Linked DNA regions of Homo sapiens: region 1 is linked to region 2. Evidence: chromatin loops called from intact Hi-C (ENCODE). Cell type or tissue: CD14-positive monocyte. All regions are shown on one strand.

Region 1 (2,500 bases), 78 kb before region 2:
TTCACTTCTCTACATGTCTCAAAACACCACTATTCAAATTAGTGCATAAGCCTAGGTTTCTGTTTCTGTTCTGGGACGTCTCTATTAAAATGCAGCTTCACTTGCCTGGAAAAGCTACAAACCCATTATAATCTTCAATAACTTAGAATATTATCTCAGAAGAGGCAAACTGGTCACCTAGGCAAAGGCCCAAGGAATTGGGGATGAGGATACACGTTTCAAGCATGAAAGCATGTCATTGGGACTGTGGTGTTGGCCACTGTGGGTAAGACCACTGTGCTGGCCTTCACACTTACTTGCCAGGTACCTCTGGGTGACTTCCCTAACCTCTCTGGAAATGAGTCTCCTTATCTGCAAAATAAAGATAACCACAGTATCTACTTTATTAGATGTTGTGAGGCTTATTAATAGAATATTGGTGAAGTGCTTAGCGCCATGTGTGGAATATAATAAAATGCTCAGTGGATGTCAGTTGTAAGTTGGATTATAAAGTAATTGTGTTGAGGTCATCTTGAGCTGCGCTGCTACAGTGTATGGTTTATGAGTGCAGGATGATCCTAGCTGCTCATGCATTGAGCATTAGGAGGAGGAGCTCCGGGCACAAAAAGGGCACCAGCTCCGGGCACAAAAAGGGCACCTCGAAAGTGGCAGTGAAAGGAATAGGATGCTTCAGAAAGGAAGGGAGTAGCCAGAAGACCCCTTGGTTTGGATAAGGATAATTAGGTTAAACAGCCTCTCTTCCCCTGCACACTCACTCCTTCCACAACTGACCTCTTTGTGCTCATTGTGTCTTGCAACACTGGCTATTTCATTTTTAAATCCCCTCTGTGCACAACTACAAAAGGTTCCAATTATCCTATTTCTGTCATCTCCCTTTATCCCACAAAGAAGACTCAAATTCCAAGGAAGTTAAGAAAGCCAAGTTTTAACCAATATCATATGTTTAAAAAAAAAAAAGAACTTTTCATGGTTACTTTTCTGCCTAAGCGGGACTGTAAATTCCCAGAGCAATAAACAGTATCCTCTTTATGTTTCAACGGTGCGGGATCTCCTACTGGCATGTGGCAAATACCAACATTATAATTACCAATTTGATGTTGTGAACAGCAGAAAAGAGTATTGCACTTTGTTTTCTCCCCGTCTTCCTCTTTTTCCTTTGAATAAATTTCCAAGGCCACGGAAAGGTATTAAAGTACACTGACAAAGAGACATTTAATCTGACTTTGTTCTCTTTTGCAAGGGTATCATAGATTGGGAAGGAGATCCGCTACCTAGACTGCATCAAAAGATCTTTGGCAGCATTTAAAATTGGCATCCTTCTTGCTTTGGTTGGCATTAGGGAACATATTTTCAGGAACCAGTTCTGAATTTGTGTTGACTTCTTCTTTCTCACTGCCCATAACTACAGAGTGGAGACTGCCATGATAAGCCATTTCTTTTTTTCTTTTAGGCAGAGTGCATCTCACTGCATTCACAGTGAGGAGAGCATTGGATGGCATCAGGAAGCCTGTATTCAACATCTATCGCTGATAGGTTGAGTGACCTCAGGCAAAAACAGTAATCTTTCTGGACTTCTTGTTCTGAAGCTTTTTTTAAAAAAACTCTAAACTTCTATGTTTGTGTGTTTTTAAATAAAACAACTTGTATCAGCCATTTCCAGGTAAACCTACAACCGGACCCCAAAAAATAAGCCTTTATTATTTTCTTTTTTTTTTTTTTTTTACCTCAAGTACCACTTAGGCAAGAAAAATGATTTTTCAATCAGAGCTCCTCTTTCTCCACATTTAGTCCAGATGATGCACCCAAAAAGATGCTACTGTCTCTCATTCCCTGCTCTCAGCTGGATTCTACTTCAGAAGGAAACAGCTGTGCCTTCTCACTAGATGACATTGCCCTTGACATGATTTGTAAATAAAGCACTGGAAATAATTTTGGGGCTGTTTTCACACCCACTTAATTTATTGATAATATCTTGCTAAAATCTGAATATTCAGTTATGTATTTTTAACATCTCATTACTTTCGCCTTGAATACAGCTGCAAAACGGAAGCCGACACTGGGAAACCCTTCCTTTCCAACAGGCCTGATGTTCAGTTTTGTCCCCCTCTGCTCTTTGGGTTGACTTCAGTAGTCATTGCCAAGACTGAGTCTTTGTATAAAAGCCTGAGCTTTTCATCTGCTGGAGAAAAAGGCAGAGTCAATATGGGTGTGACATATACAGTCCTCCTTGTTGTGGAAATTGTACCTTGATTTTCCTATGGGGAACACCTCCTCTATCCCCTCACCTTCCAGAGCACATCAAACAAGGTGACCTGACCCACCTCCACCAATCAGATTGTTCCTTCTCTGAACTTGAACCTTGAGAGGAATGATATATAAAGGCAGAAAACAGCCATGATTTATACCAAAGACAGTGTCTTGAATGCTGCACATTTATTATCATTATTATAATTATTATTGTTATTCCTATTGTTCCTGGGCTCCTGCTCCCGCCGTGCTT
Region 2 (2,500 bases):
CTGGAAAATTAAGTTCACACTACAATTAAGGGGCTAGATGGTAGATGGAGGAGAGAATATAACACAAATAAGTAAGAGATTTCCCTAAAGCCATTTAACAATGAACTAAATCCCATTTTCGTTTCTAAGTGGTCTAAACCTCATGTCTGCTTTAAGTAAAACTTTCAAATAGTTGCAGAATAAACCACATTGTATTGGACCCTCATCAATTGACTTTATCTAAAAAGATACTGCAAAAGTGTGGCTAAAGATGTAGGTTATTTTCATGTTTCTCAAATTTTAGTGTCCTAGTGCAAATCACTAGGGGATCTTATTAAAATGCATTATCTGGTGTGAGCCCTTGGATTCTGTATTTCTAGCTAGCTCCCATGTGATCTAATGTTGCTGGTCCTTGGACAACACTCTCAATGACGAGACTCTATCACACCATGCTACTATTTGTAAAAACCCCAGGAAAAAAATATCTTGTCTCTTAAGTTTCAGTATAAGTTAATGCTGAATATGTCTAGAGCAAGTTTTCATTTATCTAATGGACTTCTTAAATCTCATGGCTGATGGTGTTTTCCTCTTTGACTTGGTCACCAAGAAGCATTTTTAACAAAGCTATAGGACTTAATAGTGATGTATTTTATTTACTGGTCCCAATGACTTACATCTGATTACATCTAACTTTCCTAATACTGTTTTTTTTTTTCTGGCTAATATTACTTTTCACTGCCCTTACTATATTTTGTTGTTGTCATCTCACATGCATCTTTGTAAGATACTTAGGATCCCTCCTTCAAATAAGATAGAATGTGAAAAAAGAATCCCAACACAACTCAGTTAAATGGTAATACATACTCCCAGACACACAATGCATTGAGGAATTTCAGGCACATGTGAGAGTGGGGTAAGCAATTGAGAATGGAGAAGCAGACAGTTTTGAAGTAGACTGCAGGAGGATTAACCTCATGCTCTTTCACAATTTTCTTAAGACTTTGCAATACAGGTGGGATGGGGATGGCTGAGTGAGTTCATATTTTAAAGACTTAACTATTGAAATTCCAGTTGCCTTGGGAAGATCTATTATAATTAAGGGTACCTGGAGCAGCCTCTGCTATTGCAACTATCCTCAGGGGAACACTGGAGTGAATTCTCACAGGTACTCTGAAGCACTAGTGGGAAGAACAGTTTTCCTAATCCTTAGGTAGAACTGCATCTTGGATAGATCAAAAGGCAACACCAATCAACGTCAGCTACTCATATCCACCGATTTGAAGATGCTTTTAGAAGCAGCTAAAAAACTGGAAGGTAACCCCTCCAGTTTTCTATTCAAAATGCAGAGGATGTCCCATATCAGTTACTTAACTTAGGGAAACATGTTTAACCCTATGAGTCTCACTGGCCTCCTCTGTATTTTGCAACAATAATAACTTCCTCAAATGATTGCTCTGAGAATTAAATAGAATGCTTGACACTGTGCCAGGCACATCGTACATTCTTAACAAATTATTTACCTTAATGCATTCATTATTGCTTTCTTTTTCTATGCTAGGCCTTAGAGAATCTGGTTGTGGAGAAAAAGCCAAAACCTATACATGTTGACTCATTCTTTCAGCCTTTGATCCTTCTAGAAGTTTTCTAGAACCTACTTGTGGTTACTATTCATTTTCAAAGTTATTTCTCCAATGCCCTTGAGAAATAAAAAACATTGGCAGACACACAAGTAACATTCAAACTTGATCTTGTAAACTAAGTTTGTGTTGACTTCTTCTCCAGGCAAAGAGGTCAAGGGACTTTCCTCATATGAAAACATAACCGTGTGATTTCTGCTAAACCATAAACACCCTTGTCATAAAGGACTCTGTCCAGAACAACAAACAACAAAACAAAGCAAAAAACACAAACAAAATAAAAAGACTGTGCTGTGAATGCTAAACAACCAGGCCCTTATATTGCATATTGCTTTTAAATCTGGATAGCGACAGCAAAACAAGTGCTTCACTTTCATTTGCTATCACTTTCTGCATCTAGCATATGACTTTTGGGAAATTCCAGTATCCCCCACTCAATTAAAAAAAAAAAAATCCCTCCTACTCTCAACTCTTGAATGCCACCAAGTTCAGAGGGGAGAAAATTCTTCCTTCTAGGAATTCCTCACGCTCACGTAAACATGTTTACATATTCATTACTTCTCAATCAAAGCTCTTTGGTTGGTCAAAGGTTCCGCTTCTTACTCAAAGCTCTCTAAAATATCAAAAGTGGTATTATTGGAGGTCTGAAGAGTTAGGAAACATCAAAGAAGGGAAATGGAATTTACTGAAATAAATACTTTCCCCTCTTTACCCCTTACACTTTCTGGGTGGGTAGGAAGGGAGAAAACCTCCTGGTTAAGTATAATCACTTCCGGCAGGATGCTTTCTCTTTAAAATGAGTTAATAACAAAATTAGATACAATTAAAAAGGAGTTGCAAAGGAGTTTTTGTCTAATAATAGAGTAAATATAAAGGCATTAAAA

What was found. Peaks named below come from ENCODE experiments on the same cell type or tissue, not always from the same donor. Only the 100,000 strongest peaks of a DNase experiment are listed, where the experiment ranks them.
Region 1: a loop joins it to region 2, with 3 times the contacts of the local background. A loop is called at or near these places in 4 of 110 quality-filtered maps.

The regions. Positions count from the first base shown.
Region 1 is chr2:224,957,733-224,960,232 of GRCh38, forward strand. All of the region lies in intron 1 of DOCK10 (dedicator of cytokinesis 10), which reads right to left. Among named protein-coding and RNA genes, the nearest start is that of MIR4439, 52 kb to the right of the region's middle. RefSeq lists an enhancer at 16-405. In CD14-positive monocyte, no CTCF peak of the experiment used is centred here; a DNase peak (open chromatin) is centred at 1,399; H3K4me3 peaks cover 1,610 bases; H3K27ac peaks cover 2,450 bases.
Region 2 is chr2:225,036,221-225,038,720 of GRCh38, forward strand. All of the region lies in intron 1 of DOCK10 (dedicator of cytokinesis 10), which reads right to left. Among named protein-coding and RNA genes, the nearest start is that of DOCK10, 5.0 kb to the right of the region's middle. In CD14-positive monocyte, no CTCF peak of the experiment used is centred here; no DNase peak of the experiment used is centred here.